2 separate regions of the Homo sapiens genome follow, and region 2 is linked to region 1. A link is an interaction called in ENCODE POLR2A ChIA-PET data of the cell type or tissue named here. Cell type or tissue: MCF 10A. All regions are shown on one strand. Each heading gives the region's core, and the rest is flanking DNA. Links, peaks and the distances in the headings are about the cores only.

Region 1 (10,946 bases), core at 1,107-9,106:
GGGCTCCAGGCAGAAATTGCAGCTTGGGTTTGGAACAGAGGGAAAATCTGCTCAGGTCTGTGTTCATGGCTGAAGACACTGCCCTGGAAAGATCCAGACTTGGCTCTTCCTGGGGTGCACTACAAACACATGCCTGGGAGAGGCACCCCTCTGGAGCCTTAGCCAGCCAGTTCGGAGACGGTACTGCCCAGTCCCAGGAGATGTCTGGATAATGTGCCAGCCAGGCCACCTGTCCCTCTTAGACTCTCAGATCCAGCCTGGTGGCTACAGATGGCAAAAGGAAATGAAGATCCCTGGGGCCTCCAAACGCTTCCCCGGAAACTGGCAGCAGCCAATAACTCCAGCCAAGTCAAGGGCCAGCCCAACCAGAGTCAAAGTGTGACACGCCCCATTCTGAGCTGAAAGGCCTGGCCCAATCCAAGGACCACCAAGAACTGAAGGTGTTGGCTCTAAGTCAAGTTGAGCAGTATAAGCAAAACCCTTACTTTCACCTTTCCCAGGGTTTCTGATCAATCAAAGCAAATCTCCCCACATCTGATAGTCTTACAAAGACCCTTTCCTTGTATTTACTGATTTATTTTTATTTGTTATTTATTTATTTTTTAGACACGGGGTCTCACTCTGTCACCTAAGCTGGAATGCAGTGGTGCAATCGATCATAGCTCACTGTGGTCTCAAGCTCATCTTGGGCTCAAGTGATCCTCCTGCCTCAGCCTCCTGAGTAGCTGGGACGGCAGGCATGAGCCACCATGTCCAGCTAATTTTTTATTTTTTATAGAGACAGGGTCTCACTATGTTGTTCAGTCTGGTCTTGACCTCCTGGTCTCAAGTGATACTCCTATCTCAGCCTCCCATGGTGCTGAGATTACAGATGTGAGCCACCATACCTGGCCCCATGTATTTACTGATTCACAGTCACCCTGGAGGTAACTTGGCTTATATTAGAAATAGCATTACATTGGGGCAGGGTATGGTGGCTCATGCCTGTAATTCCAACAGGTTGGGAGGCTGAGGCAGGAGGATTGCATGAGCCCAGGTATTCGAGGCTACAGTGAGCTAGAATTGCTCTACTGCACTACAGCCTGGGTTACAGAGCAATACCATGTCTCTAATAATAATAATAATAAAAAGTATGGGGCTGGGTGCGGTGGCTCATGCCTGTAATCTCAGCACTTTGGGAGGCCGAGGTGGGCGGATCACGAGGTCAGGAGATCGAGACCATCCTGGCTAACATGGTGAAACCCCGTCTCTACTAAAAATACAAAAAAATTAGCCAGGCGTGGTGGCGGGCGCCTGTAGTCCCAGCTACTTGGGAGGCTGAGGCAGGAGAATGGCGTGAACCCGGAAGGCAGAGTTTGCAGTGAGTCGAGATCGCACTGGGCGACAGAGCAAGACTCCCTCTCCAAAAAAAAAAAAAAAAAAGTAGCATACATTTACAAACACACCATGAAGGCTCTACGCTAAGGCAGTGAGCCTCAGATCCAGATCTCCCTTCACTGGATTTAAGCCCATTTAGGAAGACAGGTCCTTAAGCATATGCAGGATGGTCAAGGTACAACAAGCCATCTGAGGATCCTGAAGGTTGAAATGGGCAAGAGAGTTTCTTGAGAAAGGCCTGGAGGTGGACCTGCATAGTGACGGTGATTCATATGAGATGGGGTTGGGGGTAGGGGAGAAGTGGAGGTGGGAAGATACAGGGGAAGTCAAAGTCAGACAGATGGATGGTGTCTGCCTGGTTTATAGCATGCAGTGGGGTATGGAGCATGATGCTAACCCCTGGGGGCTCCTTCTGAGGAGGGAACTGCCCTTTGTTCCAGAAACTACATTTGTGAGCTGCTTGAAGTGAAGGTGAGACCCTGCAGTTGCCTCACATTGGAAGGAGATGAGAGCGTGCAGCTCTAAATCCAGGAACCCTCCCCCACCCCCCGCTGTGAGACCCTCTGATGTGGGCACAAGGATGGCAGTTTAAGAATAGCCATTACAGCATTGTTTGTAACAGTGAAAATGTGGAAACAGACTGAATGTCCATTCACTGAAGGACTAACTAAATAATGCACAGTGCAAATAGAACAAAGCAGCCAGCTGGGCGTGGTGGCTCACGCCTGTAATCCCAGCATTTAGGAGGCTGAGGTGGATGGATCGCCTGCGCCCAGGAGTTTGAGACCAGCCTGGGCAACGTAATGAAACCCTGGCTCTATAAAAAAATACAAAAAATTAGGCCAGGGGCGGTGGCTCATGCCTGTAATCCCAGCACTTTGGGAGGCCGAGGTGGGCGGATCACCTGAGGTCAGGAGTTCAAGACCAGCCTGACCAACATGGTGAAACCCCGTCTCTACTAAAAATACAAAATTAGCTGGGCATGGTGGCACATGCCTGTAATCCCAGCTACTTGGGAGGCTGAGGCAGGAGAATTGCTTGAACCCGGGAGGCGGAGGTTGCAGTGAGCCAAGATTGCGCCATTGCACTCCAGCCTGGGCAAGAAGAGCGAAACCCCACCTCAAAAAAAAAACAAAAAAATTATCTGGGCGTGGTGGTGTGCACCTGCAGTCTTAGCTACTTGGGAGGCTGAAGTGGGAGGATTACTTGAGCCCAAGACTGCAGTGAGCCGTGACTGCACCACTACACTCTGGCTTGAGCAATAGAGTGAGACCCTGTCTCAAAAAAAAAAAAAAAAAAAAAAGAAAGAGAGAGAGAAAGAAAGAAAAGAAAAACGAACAAGATAGCCAAAGAAGTGGCATTGTGCAGTTTTGTATACCTGGTGTAAAAAGAACCTTAAGAAAAGTGTTGGCTGGGCGCGGTGGCTCACACCTGTAATTCCAGCACTTTGGGAGGCATAGGCAGGCGGATCACGAGGTCAGGAGATCGAGACCATCCTGGCTAACATGGTGAAACCCCGTTTCTACTAAAAACACGAAAAATTAGCCGGGCGTTGTGGCGGGCGCCTGTGGTCCCAGCTACTCGGGAGGCTGAGGCAGAAGAATGGTGTGAACCTGGGAGGCGAAGATTGCAGTGAGCCGAGATCGGGCCACTGCATTCCAGCCTGGGCGACAGAGCCAGACTCTGTCTCAAAAAAAAAAAAAAAAAAAAAAAGAGAAGTGTTAAGTGACAGACAACTTTCAGGGTAATATGTGCAGTATGATCCCACTCATAGTAAAAAAAAAAAAAAAAGCAAACAAAACAAACAAAAAAAAAACCCTACAAAATGAAAGTTTACATTTTTCTCTGAACACACACAGAGACACAAACATGTGCATTTTTGTACGGGAAAAAAAGGTCTGGAAATGTATGTACCGAATTCATGAATTTGCTTGTACTGGAGTATGTAGGGAGCAAGACTGGGAAGGGGGGAAGGGCAGGGGCAGGAGCTGTGGAGATGGAGGGGAGGAGTCGACCTTGGGGTTACTGGGGGAACCCAAGAAGCCCTCTGCATTTGGGCAGTGCTGGTTGCCCCGCAGGTGCTTGGAATCCACCCAGGGACAGAAACATCATTGGTGTGGCAAGGACACGCTTCTCCTGGTAGGAAGGGGCAAGAAACCTGCCCTCTAGGCTAGCCTCAGGGCTGCCCTCTGTGTGGCCTGGGGCCTGTTTGGCTCTCTCTGGGCCCCAGGATTAGGGTCTCTCTGGGCTGTTTCAGCTGGACCAGTCTCAGATCCTAAATGCATTCTAGAGCCTTCTCATGGACGTTGGGCTCCAGCAGGGGCACAGAAAAGCCTCACTAGGCCTTTGGCCTGCTGAGACTTGGGTGGGCAGCCTGGGGCTGGAAGCTGTGTGGGAAGAAAGTTTCTGAGCGGCATGGCCTCCAGGAGGTGCTCCCTCCTCCAGCAGGTGGAGTGCCCTTTCTTCCCAACAAATTCAATCTGAGAATACCTGGCCCAGCCTGGCTCCTGAGACAGCAGAGTGGGGACAATTCATTACCTGGTGGAGTCTAAACAGTTCATGAGAACTCACTGAGTTGGGGCTCTGGGCTGGCCTCAAGGGAAGCGGAGATTGCCTGAGGCCAGGGCTTGGGCTCTAGGCCTGCAGGGAAGCTGGTGCGAGCTGTGCTCAGGGACAGATCTGTGCTGCAGACGCAGTAGCTCTGAGCCAAGAACTGGGCCGGCTTCAGGCTACAGAGATGTGTTACATCAGGATGGGGGAGGGGCAGACACCAGATTCTAACAGGGTCAAGTATGTGGACAGATCAAGGCTTAGAGTGGGGTGAGAAGCAGCAAGGCCAGCTGGCCCTGAGATGCCTCACCCTAGTCAAAGCTTCATTAACGGTGTCCTGGCCTTGATCTGCCTCCCACTGCTGGGAGTGTCTCCAGTGTACAAGGTGGCTGCCTTGGGAGCCTCCTTCAGGCACTAGTGAGCAAGCTGTTCTTCCCTCAGGGCCTTGGGCACAGTGACTTGTGAGGCTGGGGTGGCCCTGGGTACTGTGATTGCTGGATATTCTAGGACCTGTGGCTCTGGCACACAGTGAGCTGTCTCCAAATATGCTGGACCTCCATCCCGTGTGCTAGGGAAGAGACTTGGACACAAATTGGCACTGGATGCCCATGTGAAGGAGACGCTTGGAAACAAGAAATTCTTGTTGAGTTGATCCCCAGCTAGGCCAGCTCTAGGCAGATTATCTACCTAACACAGCTCCTCTAGGAGAGTGCTACAGAAAAAAGAAACCTATGTTATCTGGCATCCGGGTTGGGCAGGAGAGGCAGATTCCTGGGGGGGCAAAGAGGCTGCCCTAGAGAGCGTCTACCACTGGACATCTAGCTCCCTTGCCTCCCTGATCCTCAACTGCCCTCGGAGCTCAAGGAAAGGCAAGCAGCTCCTAGGTGTCCAGTCCTCTGGCTGATCAGACTAGGAGGGCACACCTAAGGAGAAGCAGACACCATCTTTGCCCCAGAAGACCTCACAGCCCAGGTGGGGAGGTGAGATTCCTAGGCTGGAAACAAGATGAGGTAGGACATGACTCAGTGCTGAAGTATTTGCTTTGGCCCTTTGTGTGAGTGAGGGGCGGAGGAAGCCAGGAAGGAGCTGCTAGTGTGGGGGCAGAAGGAAGAGAGAAGGTGCATTTGTGTGTACCCATATGCGTGTGTGTGTGTGTGTGTGTGTGTGTGTATGTGTGGTGTGTCGTGTGTCTGCATGTGTCACATCTGAGGTCATATCTCTGGATTCCCCCCACCTTCTGTGCTATTTGCCCAGACAACCTAAAAATAATTTCCATTTAACTTTAGGATTCGTTATTTGATGCACTAGATGCTTGCCCAGCAGATATACTTTTCCACCCACACTTTATGTAAGATCAACATCAAGTTAAAATGAGTCTGCATTATTTATGCATATACAAGGAGGCTAGTAGGCAAAAGGCAGACTAGAGCAGCCTGGATTTCACTGGAAAGTTTATATAAAAATGGTCCCTGGACAGGGCCAGTGGCTCATGCCTATAATCCTAACACTTCGGGAGGCTAAGGGAGGAGGATTGCTTGAGTCTAGGTGTTTGAGACCAGCGTGGGCAACATAGTGAGACCTTGTCTCTTAAAAAATACAAAAATTAGCTGGGCATGGTGGCACTTGCTTGTAGTCCTAGATACTCTGGAGGCTGAGGTGGGAGGATTGCTTAAGCCTGGGAGATTGAGGCTGCAGTGAGCTGTGATCACACCACTGCCCTCCAGCCTGTGTGACAGAGCAAGAGCCCTATCTCAAAAAAAAAAAAAAAAGATTCCAAGGTGGATGACAAAATTGGACAGTGTGCCTGGATTGGTGATCACAGCATTGTTGGGGATAATGATAAAATGAAAAAGGACCCTCTATGGCTACTGGGAGTGTCAGCCCCTTATTTCACCCACACATGACATAGCAATGGGCACGTGGCCAGCACTCAGTGGATATTTACTGAACTCATATCTATCGATCTTTTCAATAGACATTGAGAAAAAATGTCCACATCTGTACAACATCTGCAAAGATGGAGGTAGATGATTGATAATTCATCATGGACAGAGGACAACTAAATGATAGATTGAGTTTAACGTTTAGTTTGTTAGACAGATGGCTAAGGGGTGATGCTGTTATCAGAGTAAAAGATCAAAGCCACTGAGGAATGATAGATTGATAAATAACTTATTGAAGCTTGATAAAGGGGTAGGAAGAGAAATAAATTGTGGTCAATAGATCCATGGTCAGGTTCAAATAAATAGGTAGATAGGTAAACAGAAATGTAGCGATAGAGCAAGAGAGACAGACAAGAGGGTGAGAGAGATACTGCGGTAGACACAATAATGCCCATCCCTAAAGATGTCTGCGCTGCACTCCCCAGAGCCTGTGAATACGTTCCCCGACATGGCAGAAGGCACTTTGCAGATATGATTAAATTAAGGGCCTTGAGAGGGAGGGATTATCCTGGATTGTCTAGTGGGCCCCGTCTAATCGCATGTCCTATCACTGACCTCTCTTTCACTGTGCTGCAGCCTCCCCTGTGCTCTTTTCAGTTCTTGATCATGCCAAGCTCGTTCCTGCCTCAGGGCCTTTGTACTCGCTGTTGTCTTTGTCTGCTCCTTTTCGTCACTCAAATCTCACTCAGTTCGCCTCCTTGCTTCTAGATTTTTGTCCTGAAACCTTGAGTACACTCTGTTCCTGGGGACTGGGTTGGGGTAATGGGATGTCCAAGCTCCTTGCCTATGCTGGCTGGCACTGTCCCCAGCCCCAAGTCCTGCCCAAGGTTGTGGAATGGAGCAGTGTGCATGAGTCATCAAGCCACAGACACAGTCCCCTTGTTGGAGGGACCTGAGCAATTACGTTGTGGCTAACTCCAAGGGCTAATGGCTCAATTGAAAGGGAAGGTTAGGAATTTCCCCAAGTTCCTCAGACTCATATGGCACCAAGAGGGAACTGGAGAGTGGCGGAGCTGGGAATGGTCTGTGTGGAAGATGCTGTGACCTCTCTGAGCACTGTCATGTCCCTAGCCTGAGCTGAGCCAGGCTGTGAAGAAGTAGATGGCACATCCCAGTCTCACAGGGGCCCATCACCCTTCGAGCATTCCTTTATTTACCCCACATCTAAGGAGCCCCTATTCTGTACCAGGCATCATGCTGCCCTAGCACAGGTTAGGCCTGCCCTGAAGGAGCCTTCAGTCTAGCCAGGGAGATAGGCTGGCCAGCAAAACTTACAGGTCTGCTGAATAAGTGTCCAGAACTGGGGACACACAGAGGGGGAGCCCGAGCAGGTGATGGGGCTCGAAGGCAGTGAGAGACCAGCTGGAGGGATGAGAGAAGGGCACACTGGGCAGCAGGAGCAGCCTGGCTGGGTCAGGTTCCTGGGCTGCTGTAACAAAGTGCCACAGGCAGGGTGGCTTACAGCAGCAGACACTTATTCCCGCTGTTCCGGAAAATAGACATCCCAAATTGAGGTGCTGCTAAAGCCATGCTCCCTCCAAGGCCTTTAGTGGGGGATCCTGCCTTGCCTCTTCCAGCTTCTGGCAGCCCCCGGCATTCCTTGCCTTTCGGATGCATAACTCTGGTCTCTGCCTTCATTTTCACCTGGCTGTCTTCCCTATAGTGTCTTGCTCTGTGGTCCAGGCTCAACTCCGCTGGCATGACCATGGCTTACTGCAGCTTCGACCTTCTGGGCTCAAGTTGATCCTCCTGCCTCAGTCTCCCAAAGAGCTGGGACTACAGGCACAGGCCACCATGCCCAGCTAATTTTTAAAAATTTTTTTGTGGAGACCGGGTCTGGCTATATTGCCCAGGCTGGTGATGAACTCCTGGGCTCAAGCAATCCTCGTGCCTCAGCCTCCCAAAGTGCTGGGATTATAGGTGTGAGCCACTGCACTTGGCCCTGTTTTTAAAAAAGTAAAAATAAAAATAAAAATGTTTTATTGCTGCATAATAGTTGTACCTATTTTGGGGGTACGGGTTATATTTGGACACATGTATACAATGTATAAAACCAAATCAAGATAGTTGGGATACCCATCACCTCAACAACTTTCCCTCTTCTAAGGACACCAGCCATACCAGAGTGGGGCCCACTCTAATGACCTTATTTTAACACTATTAAATCTGCAAAGACCCTGTTTCCAAATACAGTCACCTTTACAGGTACAGGAGGTTAGGATTTCAATGTATATTTTTGTTTTGTTTTGTTTTTGGTTTTTTTTTTGAGACGGAGTTTTGCTCTTGTTGCCCAGGCTGGAGCACAATGGCACGATCTCGGCTCATCGCAACCTCTGCCTCCTGGGTTCAAGCGATTCTCCTGCCTCAGCCACCCGATGAGCTGGGATTACAGGCATGCGCCAGCACGCCCAGCTAATTTTGTATTTTTAGTAGAGACGGGGTTTCTCCATGTTGGTCAGGCTGGTTTCGAACTCCCAACCTCAGGTGATCCACCTGCCTTGGCCTCCCAAAGTGCTGGGATTATAGGCGTGAGTCACCGTGCCCAGCCCAATGTATATCTTTGTTGTGCATGGCATGGAGACACAATTCAACCATAAGCATGGGCAAAGGCTTGGAAGGGTATGGAGCTCAGGGCAGAGCTCTCCACCGTTTGCCACCTCATTACCCACAGCCTTTTTACACATTTCCCCTGGTGACTCACCAGTCCTTACACCTGCCCGGCATGCTCGCACCTCCAGACTCTTGCTCCCATAGCCCCCGTGTCTGTCTCAACTGCTTTCTTTCTCAATTACCAGGCCCACCTCTTCAGGGAGCTCTCTCTGACTTGGAAGTGCCAGTCCCTTCCTCTGTTTTTTTTTTCTTTTTTCTTTTTTGAGACAGGGTCTCTTTCTGTTACTCAGGCTGGAGTGCACTGGAGTGATCATGGCTCATTCCAGCCTCAACCTCCTGGGCGCAAGCAATCCTCCCGCCTCAGCCTCCCAAAGTGTTAAGATTACAGGTGCAAGCCACCACACCAGGCCTCTTTCTCTGATTTCTGAGACTTTCACAGTCTGAGGGTTCATTTAGTCTACAGTGCCCAGGTAGGCATCTTTTTACCTGCCCCCTTCAGCTTCCTCCCTTCTCCATGCCAAGCCCAGGATCAGGGAACAAGAGACCTTGAGTCCAGCCGGATGCCATGGCTCACGACTGTAATCCCAGCACCTTGGGAAGCTGAAGTGGGTGGATTGCTTGAGCTCAGTTCAAGCCCAAGAGACCTTGAGTCCAGCCTCTCAGCCATTTCCAAATTTCCTCTGCACCCTCCCTGCCCAAGTTTCTCACCTGTGCTTGGATGTCCCCATGACCAGGGCATCTGGGCCACACTGTGTCTCCCAGGAGCTCCCTCCCACTGCTTGGAGCCCCATGGAGTCCACTTGGCTTCCCAGTAACCATGGCTGCAGTGGAGCATGACCCACACCTGAGGCCATCTGAGGGACTTGCAAATGGCTCCCTAGCCCAGGGGTCTCTTTTACCCACCTGCCACATGCCAGAAATTCCACCATTAGCAAGTCTGACAGCATCCACCCCTGATAAGGACAGACGCCCCAAGGAGAGACTCTGCCGCGAGTCGCTGGGCCAGTACTTGCTGCCAAGAGCCTGACAGCCTGTTGCTTGGTGACATCTCACTCAAGTCCTTCAGGAAACTTGCACCCCAAAGGCAGGAGGGGGCTGAAGGAGATGGGGCTCCTCTGCAGAGCTTTGTCCAGAGGCAGCAGGCTGAGAGGTGGGGGGGGGAATCTAAGGCAGCCCAATGACCCCACCCTGCCCAGGGGAGAGGCTCTCAGGCCCCACAAGCTCAGCCTCTTCCTGTCTCCCCACACCCCCTTTATTCCTGCACCTCCCTGGCTGGAGAACCGCCCCCTGCACACACTCCCAGCGGCTGGGCAGTTAGTGACCTTTGGACTGGGAAAGCACTGGAGCCTCCTGGGCCCCACACCCTGGCTGGCATTCACCGGGAGCAGGGAGAGTCCCAGAACTGTCACTCTCAGGCAGGCCCAGTCCCTGGTGTCCTCAAGTAGCCAGTCCTGTTCTCCCCTTTCTTCCATGGGGAGGAGCTGGGCACAGGGAAGAGGGCTGGGCCAGTCCTGGCCGGAGGCACTGTGCTGCCACTTGCCCTCAGCCCCACAGGTGCCCCTGGAGTCTGTGCAGAGGCCCGGGGCAGAAGCCCTGGGGGTGCTCCTACTTTCCTGCCAGAGGGGCTGGAGGATAGGATGAGGAAGTGTGCTCAGTGCAAGACCCCGAGAGTCCCAACAAGACTCATTTAGGAGGGTGAGCTAGCCCTGTCTAATAAGGAACTATTTCAGGTTTGCAGTAATCAAGTCTAGCTTGAGGCTGTCCCAAATAGTCAGATAATGGAAGCCAAATGTCTGCAACCATGATTTGGCTCCTGGGCCTAGCTGTTCAGTGCAGACCCAGTGAGGGGCCTCAGCCCTGCACCCAGCTTCCAGGCCCCCACCTCTACCTCAAGATATCAGTGCAGGCCCAGTCCTAGTAGGTCCTCTGGCTAATGAAGCCTCCTGGAGCCCATAGCCCTACCAATTCCAGTTAGAGCCCACATAGCAGACAGAACAAGATGCTTTTTTTTTTTTTTTAAATGGAGTTTCCCTCTGTTTCCCAGGCTGGAGTGCCATGGTGCGATCTCGGCTCACTGCAACCTCCGCCTCCTGGGTTCAGGTGATTCTCCTGCCTCAGCCTCCCAAGTAGCTGGGATTACAGGTGCCTGCCACCACACCTGGCTAATTTTTTTTTTTTTTAGTAGAGACGAGGTTTCACTGTGTTGGCCAGGGTGGTTTCGAACTCCTGACCTCAAGTGATCCACCTGCCTCAGCCTCCCAAAGTGCTGGGATTACAGGCGTGAGCCACCGTGCCCAGCACAAGATGCTTTTCTTTTCTTTTCTTTTTCTTTTTTTCTTTTTTTAAGACTATGTCTCGCACTGTCACCCAGGCTGGAATGCAGTGGCACGATCTCGGCTCACTGCAACCTCTGCCTCCCAAGTTCAAGCGATTCTCCTGCCTCAGCCCCCAAAGTAGCTGGGATTA
Region 2 (9,380 bases), core at 1-8,000, 330 kb after region 1:
GTTGTGGGTTGTCGTCTCTGGTTTCTACTGTGCCCACAGATGTCTGCATTCGTGCCATGGTCTCTGGCTTGGACTGTGGCTTTAGTGCTCCCTTTATTAGGTTTATTATCACAGAAGTTCTTTCCTGGTTATCTGCCCCCTCTCAGCAACTTCATGCTGTTCTAGGGCCTCACAACACATGCTAATGCTTCCTGGGATTCTCACAAATTAGGCATGGGCCTGAGATGCTCCCAGGGCCCCCTGCTTAGGCATACCCAGCTGCCATTTCTACTTGACTGCTACCATACTTTCTCATCATGGAAGATTATTTAGACCTTATCCACAGACAGATTCTCCCCTCTCTCAGAACCTCCAAACCTATCTGGGGTCCTAATCCCTCCCTATCCCTGGGTTGAGGGGATGGGAGAATGAGAGAGAGTCCCTTCTCAGAGACCCACACTAGAAGCTAACAGCATGCAGTGTTCTCCTCCCCACTCCAAGCCTGGCATATACCTTCTTTCCAACTCTTTCAACAGAGGAAGGTGAGGCCCAGAGAGGTGAAGTAAGTTACCCAAGATCACATAACAGAGGCAGGTGGTCTGACTTCAGAGTGGCTATGCTTACCCCTGTATTAGAGGACCAAGACTGAGAGAGTTGACACACAGCAGGATGCAGCCAGGGGACCCTTCACCATGTGGACTGAATACTTCTAGCTTACATGCTGTCCTATGGGATGGAACACATGTCTAAGTCCACAGTCTGTCCCATGGATGGGTGCATAAGAAATGGAATGAGAACTGAATTCTGGGCTGCAAAGTCTTGTTTGTTTGTTTACTTTGAGATGGACTCTTGCTCTGCCGCCCAGGCTGGAGTGTAGTGGCGTGATCTCCGCTCACTGCAGCCTCCACCTCCTGGGTTCAAGCAATTCTTCTGCCTCAGCCTCCCAAGTAGCTGGGATTACAGGCGCCCACCACCATGCCTGGCTAATTTTTTTTTTTTTTTTTTTGTATTTTTAGTAGAGACGGGGTTTCACCATGTTGGCCAGGCTGGTCTCAAACTCCTGACCTCAAGTGATCCTCCTGCCTTGGCCTCCCCAAGTGCTGAGATTACAGGCGTGAGCCACTGCGCCCAGCCGAGGGTCCCGTTTTAGATGCACTGACAGGGTTGCTCCTCATAGGAATCCTCCTGTGAATGCTTTATAGCAATGAAGACTCCAATGAAGACTTAAAAAGGAAGATCATTTCTGGAACTGAATTCATCATAAAAACTGGATTTTCCCATCTGGAATATTTGAATCCAAGGCTTTAGTTTCCCTGGAGGTAGTATGCTGGGAACAGTTGTAAATTAGAAAATGTTCCTGCATTTGAGGAATGGGGCTAAGATTGACTGCCTGGGCTGTGATGGCAGATACGTAGCTGGAGCTGGAGTGACGGCTGGGAAAGTCTCTTTGGTTTTGTTTCCTTCCTCTGTAGGACAAGGGGTTCTGAATACCCCTTGGTGTGGAGCATGTGGAGTGATTGGAGTAAGGGTGGAGCCTCAGCTTCCTCAGGGCCAGCTCTGGAAACATAGGTACCCCTGCTCCTCACACCCACACATGTATCCACACGTACCAAGGGGACTCTGTGGGGGCCAGTCCTTTCTGACCTGGGGTGATCACTATGGATAAATGAATGGAGAGGAGTCACTCCCAGCCTGTCCCACAGTGCTACAGCTACCTTGGCCCTCCCGAGTGGAGGTTTGAGAGAAGGTAGGGTTGATCCAGAAAGTATGGCGCTAAACTAGTCACCTCTGACGAACACTCTTGGCTCCTTCCTGGCAGTGCTTCACCACTGATACCCTACTACACAGGTTTATGCACTTACTCTGGGCTTGAGGATCACCTGGAGAACTGGTTTAAAGGGCAGAAAAACCTGCCCCCAGGGAGTTATTAGATTGAGAGTGGACCCAGGAATCTGCATTTTTCTTGAGCCAATTTATTTTTAAAGTTAAAAAATTTGAATATGTAATACATTCATGTGAATTGATACCCAAAAGATACAAAGGGGTATAAGGTGAAAAATTATTCTAACCCATCCCTCAGTGACCTAGTTCCCTTCCTCTGAGGTGACCAATTTCTTGTGTATCTTTCCTGAGATAATCTATACATATAGCACCATATACAAGCAAATGAAATATGTTTTATTTATTTTTTTGAGACTGGGTCTCACTCTATCACCCAGGCTGGAGTGCAGTGACACCATCTTGGCTCTCCGCAACCTCTGCCTCCTGGGCTCAGGTGATCCTCCCACCTTAACCTCCAGAGTAGCTGGGACTACACGCTCACACCACCACACCCACCTAATTTTTGTTTTTTTGTAGAGACGGGGTTTCACCATGTTGCCCAGGCTGGTCTCAAACTCCTGAGTTCAAGTGATCTGCCCACCTCGGCCTCCCAAAGTGCTGAGATTACAGGCGTGAGCCTCCACGCCCGGCCCCAAAATCTGTTTTAAAAGCAGACATTTCTTGGTGATTCTAATAAAGGGGGTTCTCAGACATATTTGGAAAAATATATCCCTACTTTTATGCCAGACCCTGTGCTGGGTCCCCGGGCTGTGTGACCTGACACTGCACAGTCCTGCTTAGAATGCTTAAAGAGAGTTAATAAGGTACCACCTTCTATGCCATAGGCGGGGAGCAAAGGGGCTCCAGTGGGCCCTGCCTAGGAGGCCTGAAGCTAGAGCTGCTGAGGGCAGGGCTGTGCTGCAAAGAAAATGTCTGAGAGCTGCAGGCGTTTCATCTTCTGTCATCAGCTGTGGCACCTGGCAGACACTGGATAGGCTTGTAGACAAAGACCTGGTAACTCAAGGAGCTGCTTGGCCTTCCTGCCCAGTCCCATCCCAGAGGCACTGTACATCTCTGGTTTCTTCAGGGGGCCCTGTGTGGAAGTATCTTTTGTCTTCCTGGTGTCAGGGATATCATCACGTGCCTGTTGGCTAGGCGAGCCCGGCGCCCAGTCTCCTAGGATGGGGAGAGTAATGTTCCCGAGCAGAACAGGGTGGGGCTTTCAGACTACTCCCTTTCCTTTACAGCTGGCTTCATTCCATCGACCTCATCAAAGCCTTCCTGGGAGCACCCTAGAGAAGAGTTACGTCCAGGCCGGGCCCTGGCTGCCTGGTTCACGGCGGAATCCCCAGCACCACGCCTCGCACGTCGGGCTCAAAGCATGTTTAGTGAAGGAGTAGGTACCTACTGCTAGATGGAGCCATCTCTCTAGACTTGGGGTTTCCCTATAACGATGGCTATGTTTGGCATGGAAGCCTCTTTAGAAGTCAATAGTAGGAAATAAGGGCTAACAGCACCTAATTGTGGAGTAAGGTTCAAATCCTAGCTCTGCCACTTAACCGTTCCGAACCTGTTCCCTCACTGCAGAGGCGAAAAGGCTAACACTATTTCACCTCGGAGGGTTACCGTGGAGAATGGAAGCTGGACAAGCTGTATCAGTTCAGTAGTAAAACACACACACACAAGCGCCCCACCCCCACCCCACCCCACCCCAGGAATGAACACACACACCCGCGCGCGCACATACACCTCAGGAATGAACACACGCGCGTACACACACACGCAGCCCCCCCCAGGAGTGAACACACACACACACGCCCCGTTCTGTTGTTCCCAGGAACACACACAGAGACGCACACACTCGCCCGGTTTTGTTTTTTCCAGGCTTTTTAACTGGGGTCTTTCACTCGGCTTAGGGCACCGCTGCCTGAAAGACCTTTCTAGGCCAGTCGGGGTCCGGCACCCAGTTGACGAGACAGCGCGGCGCTTTCAGAGCTGGGGAGAGGCGAAAACTCTTCCGGCCCCCCGATCCCCCGGCCAGCCGCCCCCGGCAGCTCCTTGCCGCCTCCCGGCCTGGGCCCGCCCAGCCGTTCTCGGCCTGCCGTCAGGCGATCTCGGCGGCCAGCCCAGCCGCGATGTGACGCCGCGCGCCCCGGGGTCCTCGGCGCCTGCGCCCTCTCCTATAAAGCAGACGCCGCGCCGCGCTGCGACGCTGTAGTGGCTTCGTCTTCGGTTTTTCTCTTCCTTCGCTAACGCCTCCCGGCTCTCGTCAGCCTCCCGCCGGCCGTCTCCTTAACACCGAACACCGTGAGTAGCCGCCCACTGAACTGGAAAGGGTCGTGGCTACCGGATTGCGTGCCGGCTGGCCTCACCGCTGCGGTTTGGGCCTGCCCGCGGCGGGCGGTGACTGGGCCTGGCCTTCTTTCGGGCCCGGTGGATCGCGTTGTCGACCCTGTTCTTCGGGAGACCCTACCAGGTTCCGTTCACCTGCCCCGCCCCCGACTCAGCGAGGCCTCCTCTGGCCGGGCGTCCTCACGGCGCTCCATAAGTGAGCCGAACCCCGGGCTGGGCCTTCTCTGCACCGGCCGAGCGTCAGCCGGCGCGGAGCTCGGCTGCAAGGCCCAGGCTGCGGCCGGGGGCCTCTCTTGGTCTTAAGCCTGCTGTCCCGGGGACCAGGGCGGGGGTGGCGGCGGGGTTGTGAATGGGGGTCCCTTGGCTGTCGTGAGCGTGGGCGTGTGTCGGTGTCTGGCTTTTGTTGTGGTCGGGAGGGAGAGCTGCGGTGGTGGTCTGAGGCCGCCCGGTTCTTGGCTCCCATCCTTTCTCCACCGTGTCTGGCGTCACTAGCTACCGGTCGGTCCTGGCTAACCGTGTGCGGGCGCCGGCTTTCTGCACATAGCCGCCTGCTCCATCTGAATATTTCTTAGCGTTGTTTTGCCATGACTTGGAGTCGTTGAGCAGATACCATCGTCAGAGTGGTGTGACTTGTAGGAGCCTTAACTGTGTATAACTTAACTCTAGGTATCTGGCTTTTAAAGAAATAGGACGTCTACCTGCTTTGATTCACTTTTAATGGAAACTTCACGTTTGGGTTTTAGGGACATGCATTTTTCCTTTAGAGCGTGACAGTAGAATGTATCCGTTTCATAGAACAATACCGTCTCCTCCACTGTGCAGTCTAAAAAGCAGTGTCAGAATTTCGGGTCACTTAAAGCGCAGGGGTTTTTTTTTCTATATGATGTGATAGAACCCGCTTTATGCTGGCCATGGAGAATTATTTACAAGTGCAGGAGCCTTTAGGCCTCTTTCTTTAGAATGGAATTGTTTTGAAAGCATTTCAAATAAATATTTCATCCATTATTACTTAAAAATTTTGCACTTTATTCTACTGTAACACTAAAACTTATCTTTGAGTTTAGTATTACCAAGTGCATCGAATTACAGATTAACCGATTGACCAGCTGCTATTTAGTAAGGTCTCAACTCCCTTAAGAGTAACCCAATCCACAAACTTGACTATGACTAAGCACTTATCTTGAGTTATTTGAAAGAAATATGAAACGGTCGTCTTGCTTTTAGAGTAATTTTAATCAACTGCATTGTTAGATTTGTGATTCTGCACTGTTCATTTCAGTACTATCTAATATAAAAATTACATGTTTAAATGTTTTATAATTAAAAATTGGGCTCAGGTTAAAATATTTTCTTTTGGAGATACCTTTTGTTGTGGTCTTGTCACAGGAAGGGTCCTCTACTCTGCATCCTTCTCCATTAAGCAGGGACAACTGCATTATTGGCAAGCGCTAAGCAACATGGAGAAGCAGACATGTTTGTGAATCGCAAAGTGAAATCTGATTCTCTCCAACTATGGATGAGTGAGAGTAGGATATTTCAGTGGCTGGTTTTAAAACATGCTTTACTTTTTTGCTTCCTTTGCCTAACAACCTGTTTGCTTTGGGGTTGGCGACAATTGTCTCAGAGAAGCTGAATGAATATTTTAACCGATGTAATGGGTCATAAGTCTTTGAACATAAAATGGGTGTGATGCATGTTTTAAATGCCAAATGATACACTTTTGGGAAAATATATGCGATTTGTAATACAACACACCTAGAAAACTTCAGAGGTGCCATAAGTTAATAGTGACATCACCGGATTATGAATACTTGAGAAGCATGGGCCTTTTAAAAGTTGTATGTGAGTTTTAAGAGGCCTTGAATTAATCTGTACCAGGTATTGCTATTCTTTTTGTTGTTGTTGTTTTCCTTGTTTGTATGTTTTCTTTTTTAAAAAAAGAATTTGAAGATGGTAAGAAATTGTTGGACTTTTAATTTTAAATGCCTTTTTTTTTTTTTTTGCCAGAACTCAAGTCCTTTGAAATTAAATGCTTAACTTTTTATGTAAGATTATATCTTTTTCCTAACGACTCATAATTAATCTGAATTAATAAATGCGTTTTCAGAGCAAGTAATAGGTTATTATTATGGAGATCTTGCCAAGAGATCTCAAAGTTGGTCACCTGGACAGTCAGTACTGAAAGATAAAAAGGGCTCTGAAATGAAGCTTTTAAGTAGATTTAGGGAATTGTACTCACATCTGCTTATCTTTAAATCATTTTATTCTCTTGTATATGGTCTTGCATTGCCTCAGACATAAATGAGCATATTCTGATGTACTCTTTGGATCTGAACTCATCTTCACAGGTAGGACTCACTGTGGGGAAAATTTCTATCTTATTTAGTAGCGTTGTTTGTTTTGGACTGACCTTCCTCAGGTTCGCATGTAGTTAATTGTGGCAGTTAACTGTTCAGATGGAGTCCAGTATTCAGTGGGAGACGAAAGGCAGGCAGAAAGCAAATACAAATATGTATGTTTTATTAAATTTATACCAATAGTGAGTTCAGTAGGGCAGGCCTTAAAAGCTTCTGTTCCTAGTAGTTATACTTTGAAAAAATTTTAATAGAAATACTCGGAGACTAACTTGTGAATAACTGCTTACAACAGTGCTTTACAGGGTTATGTATTGTAGGTTCTTAGAACTTTGTGGTCAATAAGTTAGAGCCTTCTGATGGACTGTAGTTGATGAAATGTCATGTAGAACTCTCTCTCTTAAATTTTATATTTAATGTCCTTTTTTTTTAGATGCCTTCAATTAAGTTGCAGAGTTCTGATGGAGAGATATTTGAAGTTGATGTGGAAATTGCCAAACAATCTGTGACTATTAAGACCATGTTGGAAGGTAAGTTCATTGGAAAACCTGGGTGGGAGGAAATGTGTAATTTGAGATAGTTTGTGAATATCAAATTTATATGAGCAGCAGCCTGTCATAAGGTGCTTGAGAGTATGAAGAGGTAAAGTTTACATTTTTTTCTTTATAACTTACATTTTTCTGATACAGGTCATCCTTTCTGCATTGTCTGAATTAGTGAGGGTCGTTCTCTCATTAAATGGATAAAATCATAAGGTAAAATAAACATTGAAGTGATTGCCAAGCCTTAGGCAATGGTTAATTTCTGTTCAAGTAAATTTGAATTCATAAGTTCCAGTGATAGAAATTAAGGTCTTTGGAAAAGAGATACCGTCCTATAATGGTGGCTGAATAGAACACCTTATTTCAGTGGAGGGAGTGAGCTCTGTGGATTGCTGTGTAGATTTTATTTATTGATTGATTTATTTGAGACAGAGTCTCACTCTTGTCCAGGCTGGAGTGCAGTGATGCAGTCACGGCTCACTGCAGCCTCAACCTTCTGGGCTCAGTCAGTCTTCCCACCTCAGCCTTCCGAATAACTGGGACTACAGGCACGTGCCACCACATCCAGCTGATTTTTTTGAGACGGATTTTTTTGCTCTTGTTGCCCAACCTGAAGTGCGATGGTGCAGTCTTGGCTCACTGTAACCTCCGTCTCCCTGGTTCAAGCGATTCTCCTGCCTCAGCCTCCCGAGTAGCTGGAATTAGAGGCATGTGCCACCAAGCCCGGCTAATTTTGTATTTTTGTTAGAGACGGGGTTTCTCCATGTTGGTCAGGCTGGTCTCGGACTCCCGACCTCAGGTGATCCGCCCACCTCGACCTCCCAAAGTGCTGGGATCACAGGTGTGAGCCACCGCGCCCTGCCCCAGCTGATTTTTTAATTTTCTTTTTTTTTTTTTTTTTGAGACGGAGTCTTGCTCTGTTGCCCAGGCTGGTGTGCAAGTGGCATGATCTCAGCTCACTGCAACCTCTGCCCCCCGGGTTCAAGTGATTCTCCTGCCTTAGCCTCCCGAGTAGCTGGGATTACAGGTGCATGCCACCATGCCTGGCTAATTTTTGTATTTTTTAGTAGAGATGGAGTTTTACCATGTTTGTCAGGCTGGTCTCGATCTTCTGACCTTGCGATCCACCCGCCTGAGGCTCCCAAAGTGCTGGGATTACAGGCATGAGACACCACGCCCAGCCTAAATGTTTTTATAGAGACAGGATCTCCCTATGTTACCCTGGTTGTTCTCGCACTCTTGGACTCAAGCCATCCTCCCACCTCGGCACCCCAAAGTACTGGGAAGAGCCACATTACAGGCATGAGCCACTCTGCCAGGCAGAATTTTTTTTTTTTTTTTTAAACAAGCTTTCTCTTTTGTCTGTTTTGTCATTCCTCTGAAACTACTACAAAGTATATATGCAGCATAAGGAAGTGACTTAGAAAACAGGTCTTGAAACTTTCGCTAGTTAATGTGGATCTCTTTTTAGTGTTACCAGTGGGGTGATACAAATCAGTGTCTGGAATTGATGAAAAAAACTTAGTAGTATTGAGTGTTCTTTAGTACTTAAATGTCAGAGGTTTTTTATGTAGGGAAAGATCAGTAGATTATAAATACTTGAACGAAGAGAAGGGTTATGTGCCAAGCTTTGGTGCTGGTGAAAAGAAGGTAAGTGAGACATGGCCTTTGCCCTTGAAGAATTTATAAACTAGGAGGGAAGTCAGACACAAACAAGGCAAACTTGTCACATGGTGTAATTAGTGCATTAATAAAGTTGCGCGCCAAGTGGCGCTGTGGGAACATCTTGGCTAGTGTTATTCTTGAGTCTTGAAGAGATTGCAGTATGTAATACTGGTGAGGATATTTCTTTTATTTATTTATTTTTTTGAGACTGAGTTTTGCTCTTGTTGCCCAGCCTGGTGTGCAGTGGTACAATCTCAGCTCACTGCCACCTCTGCCTCCCGGCTTCAAGCACTTCTCCTGCCTCCGCCTCCCAAGTAGCTGGGATTACAGGCATGTGCCACCATGCGAGGCAAATTTTGTATTTTTAGTAGAGACGAGGTTTCTCCATGTTGGTCAGGCTGGTCTCAAACTCCTGACCTCAGGTGATCCGCCCACCTCAGCCTCCCAAAGTGCTGGAATTACAGGCATGAGCCACTAAGCCCAGCCGAGGTGATATTTCAAATCTAGTAAAATTAGAATGTTTTGGGAGATCATTCTGAAGTAAAGTAGACAGGGTGTGCTAGGGAAAGTGAAAATACGGTTTTTAGTTGGGGTGGGATGGAATTGTGATACTGTAGTTGGTAGAGCTGAAAATGGGTTTGAGAGGAATGGAGAAGAAAATGACTTT

Evidence for each region. ChIA-PET counts read pairs that join two places held together with the same protein. Peaks named below come from ENCODE experiments on the same cell type or tissue, not always from the same donor. Only the 100,000 strongest peaks of a DNase experiment are listed, where the experiment ranks them.
Region 2: POLR2A ChIA-PET joins it to region 1 with 13 read pairs; 11 of 35 experiments call an interaction of 5 or more read pairs at or near these places.

Annotation. Positions count from the first base shown.
Region 1 is chr5:134,505,272-134,516,217 of GRCh38, reverse strand. It overlaps LINC01843 (long intergenic non-protein coding RNA 1843), which reads right to left and starts at 9,666. Exons shown (of 2, transcript NR_105045.1): 1 at 9,384-9,666; 2 at 6,988-7,812. RefSeq lists enhancers at 6,469-7,142, 9,398-10,052. In MCF 10A, for the core only: a CTCF peak has its summit at 3,810 (motif pointing right); DNase peaks (open chromatin) are centred at 4,127, 4,957 and 6,687.
Region 2 is chr5:134,171,582-134,180,961 of GRCh38, reverse strand. It overlaps SKP1 (S-phase kinase associated protein 1), which reads left to right and starts at 4,012. Exons shown (of 6, transcript NM_170679.3): 1 at 4,012-4,107; 2 at 6,940-7,036. The coding sequence starts at 6,940. RefSeq lists enhancers at 2,594-3,108, 4,012-4,261, 4,352-4,631 and a silencer at 3,782-3,861. In MCF 10A, for the core only: no CTCF peak of the experiment used is centred there; DNase peaks (open chromatin) are centred at 3,061, 3,671, 4,001 and 5,611.